Linked DNA regions of Homo sapiens: region 2 is linked to region 1. A link is a contact called in ENCODE Hi-C or POLR2A ChIA-PET data. All regions are on one chromosome and are shown on one strand. Each heading gives the region's core, a stretch centred on a gene start or an enhancer-like site at or near the end of the contact. The rest is flanking DNA. Distances are from core to core; before and after follow the strand shown.

Region 1 (3,791 bases), core at 838-3,337:
TTTCTCTTTCCGTCACGCCTACTGCCTGCCCATGGGAGCTCCCGGGCTGCTCCCAAACTTCCCTCGGGAGCTGGGGAGCCTTTTCTGCCGGGGGCTGAGGCCCATCCCTGTGGCCCTTGCCCAACGGGCACAAGGAGCTCGTTTCTGTGTTATTAGCTGTGAAAAGGAGGATACCCCCTACCAAGTGTGGCCCTCTCACGCCAGAAAGAGGGAGGAAAGACAGGTCAGAGTTCTTTCCCCGACGTCAGGTTGAGGGCTTAAAAGACAAGATCTGGGGGCTTCGTTTTCCCTTTGTGGAGGCTGGAGGGGAGGGAGAGTTGGAAGGAGACATGAACTCAGAGAAGAGGAAAATTAGAAAAGTAAGACATTGAACTTCCGCTCCATGAGCTTCAGGTAAGCCCTGCTTACCTACCTCCTTATCACCTGCCTATCCAATCATCCACCTGTCTGAGGACCAGTGATGTTATTCTGTTGGCTTGTCTTTTGTGTGTTTTGTTGTCACTGTTGTTTTCGTTTGTTTTTTGTTTTGAGACGGAGTCTCACTTTATCGCTAGGCGGGAGTCCAATGGCATGATCTCGGCTCACTGCAACCTCCACCTCCTGGGTTCAAGCAATTCTCCTGCCTCAGCCTCCTCAGTAGGTGGGACTACAGGCGCACGTCACCACACCCAGCTAATTTTTGTATTTTTAGCAGAGACACGGTTTCACCCTGTTGGCTGGGCTGGTCTCGATCTCTTGATCTGCCTGCCTCAGCCTCCCAAAGTGCTGGATTACAGGCATGAGCCACTGCGCCCGGCCTGTTGTGTGTTTTTTGAATTTTTTTTTATTTTTTATTTTTTGAATGAGCTACTGTCCTGACTGGGATTCTCCCAAAAACTGATCTTGAGACAGGATGTAAGTGCAAGCACTTGATTCATAAGGTGGTCCAGGAAACACTGGTATGGGAGGAAGGGAGATGGGAGGAGCAACCAAGGAGGGGCAAGTTACTGACATAGACACCTCTGGGGCAGCTGGAGCTCCATCTGCCCAGGAAAGCCAGGGCTCAGATCAGTCCCTCTGTGCTGGAGCGAGGGAGCTGGCACACTTACCCCAACTCACGTCAAAGAATAGCTGGCCCCAGACAGACGATGCCAAAGGCAGGGCCCTGCCTACGCAGGCCATGAAGGGACAAGTTGTCTGTAGATAATTGTTTCATTCTTTTAAAAAATTTTATTTATGCCAGGCTCACACCTGTAATCCCAGCACTTTGGGAGGCCGAGGTGGGTGAATCACCTGAGGTCAGGAGTTCGAGACCAGCCTGGTCAACATGGTGAAAACTTCTCTACTAAAAATACAAAAATTAGCCAGGCGCTTGTAACCCCAGCTACTCAGGAAGCTGGGGCAGGAGAATTGCTTGAACCTGATGGAAGAGGTTGCAGTGAGCCAAGATCATGCCACTGCACTCCAGCCTGGGGGACAGTGTGAAACTCTGCCTCAACAATATATATTTTAAAAGTTGGGGGTCGTCACTCTTGCCTAACATGGAGTGCAATGACATGATCACAGCTCTTCATAGCTTTTAACTCCTGGTCTCAAGCCATTTTCCCACCTCAGCCTCCAAAAAAGCTGGGACACAGGCACACATTACCACATCTGGATTTTTTAATTTTTTGCAGAGACAGGGTCTCACTATGTTGCCCAGACTGGACTCAAACTCCTGGCCTTAAGCAATCCTTCCAACTTGACTTCCCAAAGTGCTCTGAGATTACAGGCCTGAGCCACCACACCCACACTCTGGAGAGAATTCTACAATAATATTGGGTCTGGAATTTGCTCCTTCCAGTGGGTTCTTGGTCTCGCTACCTTCCAGAATGAAGCCACAGACCCTCGCGGTGAGTGTTACAGTTCCTAAAGATGGCATGTCCGGAATTTGTTCCTTCAGATGTTCAGATGTGTTCGGAGTTTCTTCCTTGTGGTGGGTTCGTGGTCTCGCTGACTTCAGGGGTGAAGCCACAAACCTTCGCAGTCAGTGTTCCGGCTCTTAAAGGTAGCGCAACCAAAGTTGCTCATTCCTCCTGGTGGGTTCGTGGTCTCGCTGGTTTCAGAAGTGAAGCTGCAGACCTGCACAGTGAGCGTTATAGCTCTTAAAAATGGCACGTCCAGACCTGTTCGTTCCTCCTGGTGGGTTCGTGGTTTCGTTGGCTTCAGGAGTGAAGCTGCAGAGCTCCGCGATGAGTGTTACAGCTCTATAAAGGTGGCGGGTCTGGAGTTGTTCACTCCTCCTGGTGGACTCACCGTCTCGCTGACTTCATCCAGGTGTGAAGCTGCAGACTTTGCCATGGGTGTCTTACAATCAGGGCAGACCCAAACAGCCAACAGCAACAAGATTGCAAACAGCAAAAAAAAAAAAAAACAAGCATCACACAGAAGCATACTGAACAGGTTACCACTGGCGGCACATGGTGGCCAGCTTTTATTCCCTTATTTGACCCCGCCCACATCCTGCTGATTGGTCCATTTCACAGGGCGCTGATTGGTCCATTTTACACAGTGCTGATTGGTCCATTTTACACAGTGCTAATCGGTGTGTTTACAAACCTTTAGCTAGACACAGAGCGCAGATTGGTGCATTTACAATCCTTTAGCTAGACAGAAAAGTTCTCCAAGTCCCCACTCCACCCAGAAGCCCAACCGGCTTCACCTCTCAATATGACCAACTATAAATCAGTGTTTTTATTATTACCATGCACAGACAATTCTAAACATCATCAGAGATGTTTTCCAGGTTCCTAGATCTTTTGTTCATTCAAGTTCCAGAATATTTCCAGGGTTAACTGTTGAGTTTTAATGATATATGTGAAGCTCCAAGTTCACACTTTTTATTATTCATTCTTTAATAAACTTTATATTGTACATGTAGAAGTTAGTTCTGCAAACTCCCACCCGGTTCAGCCCTGACATGCATATTTAGCTACAAGCGTCTGTTTCGAGAGTGAATTCCTAATGCTCCAGGACCTCTCCAGCTCATTCAGGTGCAGTTTCCGTCTCTAAACCTCTGGGTCTCATGTTCTTAGGTCCCAGCAGGATACTCAGAATAAGCAGCTACAGCCCAGAGGCTGTGAGGGCGAAAAGACAGAGCTTGAGTTACTTTCATCAGCACTTAGAGTTTTCGTTTTCACTTGGAGTTTCCATTTTCACTCAATATTTCTCTACGGTGAAGGCAATCAAAAACTGCTAGAACTGATCCCAGAGAAATAAAGACCTCGACAATGTTGCCCATTCTGGAATGTACTGTGAAATGGGATTTTTAAAAATCTCTGAGAGGCCGGGTGCAGTGGCTCATGCCTGTAATCCCAGCACTTTGGGAGGCGGAGGCTGGCTGATCATGAGGTCAAGAGTTCAAGACCAGCCTGAGCAACATGGAGAAACCTAGTCTCTACTAAAAATACAAAATTAGCCAGGCGTGGTGGCACATGCTTGTAATCCCAGCTACTCGGGAGGCTGAGGCAGGAGAATCGCTTGAACCCGGGAGGCAGAGGTTGCGGTGAGCCAAGACTGCACCACTGTACCCCAGCCTGGGCAACAAGAGCGAAACTCCGTCTCGAAAAAAGAAAGAACTCTACCAAAGTTATACTTACGTTGAAGACGTTTTCTAACATTTTGTACCCATTGCTTCATCAAAAAGAAACTTTACAAAATTGAAGTTAATAAACAATGCTCATCCATTCCCTAGGAGAGAATATGAGCTGACTATTCAGCCCACTGTGTTGAAGCCTGGCTATTCAACACAAGTCCATGAGGAAGACCAATGT
Region 2 (3,791 bases), core at 501-3,000, 240 kb before region 1:
AATGTGGAGAAGAGGTTTTGGCTGGGCATAGTAGCTCATGCCTGTAATCCCAGCACTTTGGGAGGCCCAGGTGGGCAGATTACTTGAGCCCAGGAGTTTGAGACCAGCCTGGGCAACATGGCAAAACCCAGTCTCTACTAAAAATACAAAAATTACCTGGGCATGGTGGCTCACGCCTGTGGCCCCAGCTACTTGAGAGGCTGAGGTAGGAGAATCGCTGGAACCAGGGAAGTGAAGGTTGCAGTGAGCCGAGATTGTGCCACTGCACTCCAGCCTGGGCGACAGAATAAGACTCCATCTAAAAAAAAGAGAAAAAAAAAGAAAACAAGTAGTCAAACAAATAACCACAAATGGTATAGCAGCACTATTCACAATCGCCAAAAGATGGCGGAGCCCAAATACCTATCAACAGATGAATGGCTAAATAAAGCATGGTATAGCCACATAATGGAATATTATTCAGCCATATAAAGGAATAAAGTACTGGCACATGCTACAAAAAACATGTTAAGTAAAAAAAAAAAAAAAAAAAAACCAGGCTGTCAGGCGCGGTGGCTCACGCCTGTAATCTCAGCACTTTGGGAGGCCGAGGGGGAGTGGATCACCTGAGGTCAGGAGTTCAAGACCAGCCAGGCCAACATGGTGAAACTGCGTCTCTACTAAAAATGCAAAAATTTAGCAGGGTGTGGTGGTGCATGCCTGTAATCCCAGCTACTCTGGAGGCTGAGGCAGGAGAATCACTTGAACCCAGGAGGCAGAGGTTGCAGTGAGCCGAGATCGCGCCATTGCACTCCAGCCCGGGCAACAAGAGTGAAACTCTGTCTCAAAAAAAAAAAAAAAAAAAAAAAAAGCCAGGCACAAAAGGTCACTATGTTGTATGACTCCATTTATGTGAAATATGTGGAATAGGTAAGTCTATAGAGACAGAAAGCCAGTTGCTGGTTGCCAAGGAATTGGGGAAGAGGGGAATGCAAAGTGAAGAGATTGCTTAAGAAGGATGGGGTTTCTTTTTGGGATGATGAAGATGTTTTGGAAGAAGGTAGAGGTAATGATTGCATAACGTCGTGAATATACTAAATGCCACTAAACTATACACTTTAAAATGGTTAATCTGGCTGGGCACCGTGGCTGACACCTGTAATCCCAGCACTTTGGGAGGCTGAGGCAGGTAGATCGCTTGAGCCCAGGAGTTCCAGACCAGCTGAGACATCATAGCAAGACCCTGTCTGTACAGAAAATCAAAAAATTAGCTGGGCATGGTGGTGCAACGCCTGTAGACCCAGGTGCTCAGGAGGCTGAGGCTGGAGGATTGCTTGAGCCCAGGAGTTCGACCACTGCACTCCAGCCTGGGTGACAGAGCAAGATCCTGTCTCAAAAAAAAAAAAACAACAAAAAAAACCAGTTAATCTTATTTTATGTAAATGTCACAAACCAAACAACCAACAAAGAATTCATACCTAGCACATTCAAAGAACTCCTGCAGACCAACAAGGAACAAGCAGGAAACACAACAGAAAAATGGCAAAATATATGAGTGAGCAGGGTACAGAGGGGACCTGAGCTGGCTGGTGAGTGTGTGAGAGGATAACCAGAGACATCCAAACCAAAACTCCCACTGGGGCTTCCTTTCTTCCATCGGTCTGGGGCCACCTGGCATGGACGACAACGGCCATTGTGAATGGGGAACATGGGGAAAACAGGCATCACTGCCCGCCTCCCGCCGTGCACCATGCCGCCACCTGCCCCCGGGCAAAAGAGAAAGCGAAAGAAGCAGTAATGATGAGGTGTGGACAGTTTTACTTTGGGCTGAGGGAAATATGGCTGTTTATTATTCTTTCCATCTTTCTGCATTTTAAGATTTTTCTTTTCTTTTCTTTTTTTTTTTTTTGACGGAGTCTTGCTCTGTCGCCCAGGCTGGAGGGCAATGGCGGGATCTTGGCTCACTGCAATCTCTGCCTCCTGGGTTCAAGAGATTCTCCTGCCTCAGCGATCCTCCCGAGTAGCTGGGACTACAGGCACGTGCTACCACGCCTGGCTAATTTTTGTATTGTTTTTTTTTTTTAGTAGAGACGGGGTTTCACCATAATGGCCAGGCTGGTCTTGAACTCCTGACCTCATGATCCGCCTGCCTCTGCCTCCCAAAGTGCTGGGATTACAGGTGTGAGCCACCGCGCCCGGCCAGATTTTTTTCTTTTAAAGAAGAACAGGCCAGGCACAGTGACTCACACTTATAATCCCAGCATTTTGGGAGGCCGAGATGGGAGGATCACTTGAGGCTAAGAGTTCAAGACCAGCCTGGGCATCATAGTGAGACTCCATATCTACAAAAGATTTTTTAAAAATTAGCCAGGTGAGGCCAGGTGTGATGGCTCACAACTGTAATCCCAGCACTTTGGGAGGCTGAGGCGGGTGGATCACGAGGTCAGGAGTTCGAGACCAGCCTGGCCAATATGGTGAAACCCTGTTTCTACTAAAAGTAAAAAAATTAGCTGGGCGTGGTGGCGCACGTCTGTAGTCCCAGCTACTTGGGAGGCTGAGGCAGAAGAATCACTTGAACCTGGGAGTTGGAGGTTGCAGTGAGCCAAGATTGTGCCACTGCATTCCAGGCTGGGCGACAGAGTGAGACTCCATCTCAAAACAAACAAAAAATTAGCCAGGTGAGGCCAGGCATGGTGGCTCATGCCTGTAATCCCAGCATTTTGGGAGGCCGCAGCAGGCAGATCACCTGAGGTCAGGAGTTCGAGACCAGCCTGGCCAACATGGCGAAACCCTGTCTCTACTAAAAATACAAAAAAATTAGCCAGACGTGGTGGCGGGTGCCTGTAATCCCAGCTACTTGGGAGGCTGAGGCAGGAGAATCACTTGAACCCGGGAAGTGGAGGTTGTAGTGAGCCGGGACATCATGCCATTGCACTCCAGCCTGGGCAACAGAGCAAGATTCCGTCTCAAAAAATAATAACAATAATAATATTATAATAATTAGCCAGGTGCGGTGGTCACATCTGCAGCCCTAGCTACTTGAGAGGCTAAGGTAGGAGTATCTCTTGAGCCTATGAGTTGGAGGCTACAGTGAGCCATGATTGCACCACTGCACTCCAGCTTAGGAGACAGAACGAGACCTTGTCTCAAAAAAAAAAAAAAGAACAACAAAAGAGTCAGTTAGACTTTCTGGCTCAGGATGAGCATTTAGGGGACCGTGGAAGCGGTTAGGATTCCAGGTGTGCCTGTGTGTGCTCAGTTATTCAGTGCATTGAGTGAGGGCTCTGGCCTGGGCATGGTGCAAGAGTCAGAGCTTTCAGCATGAGAGAAGCTGACGCTGGTGAGAGCATCCCAGCCCTTGTTCCTGGACGGGGGTGGGGGTGAGAACAGGGCTTACTGCAGGGACCCAAGCCAGGATGTGCGGGGGGCGGGCTCAGCAGGGAGGAGCCTGAGGAAGGGACCCCAGGGCCCAGCAAAGACCAAGGCTGGGAGGGCAGGAACAGTGGGGACTTTTCAGAGAACAGCAACTGCCACGCCGCCGCCAGCTTCTCCGGCAATGCCCTGGGACTGTAGTGGGATTATCATTTATAACTGACAGATGAGGAGACTGAGACCCAGACTCACAGAGTTAAAGGGACAAAACCAAAGACATGCGTTACCTGGCAGCCACCGGCTGGGTGAGGTCCTCTCCCTGTCCGGACCTCAGTTTCCCCATTTGCACCACAGGGGACCTGGACTGGATTCCTGGGGTCCTTTCAACTCCAAGGCTGCCCAGCTCACCCAGCTCAATGCGTTACACCTGCGAGGGGACC

What was found. Hi-C counts contacts between places; a loop is a spot of excess contacts on that map. ChIA-PET counts read pairs that join two places held with the same protein, here RNA polymerase II (POLR2A). Pooled maps may share reads with other maps.
Region 2: a pooled map shows a loop between it and region 1 (1.8-fold over the local background). The contact joins two enhancer-like sites. A Hi-C loop is called at or near these places in 1 of 50 pooled maps. POLR2A ChIA-PET finds 5 or more read pairs at or near these places in 3 of 52 experiments (MCF 10A, Panc1 and T-cell).

The regions. Positions count from the first base shown.
Region 1 is chr17:17,390,452-17,394,242 of GRCh38, reverse strand. No RefSeq gene overlaps it. Among named protein-coding and RNA genes, the nearest start is that of MED9, 85 kb to the left of the region's middle. RefSeq lists an enhancer at 1,979-2,208. Within about 2 kb of position 2,087, at least 2 of the 41 ENCODE cell types and tissues checked have a DNase peak (open chromatin) inside an H3K27ac peak, as active enhancers do.
Region 2 is chr17:17,626,675-17,630,465 of GRCh38, reverse strand. No RefSeq gene overlaps it. Among named protein-coding and RNA genes, the nearest start is that of PEMT, 37 kb to the right of the region's middle. RefSeq lists enhancers at 1,683-1,842, 2,936-3,791. Within about 2 kb of position 1,750, at least 5 of the 41 ENCODE cell types and tissues checked have a DNase peak (open chromatin) inside an H3K27ac peak, as active enhancers do.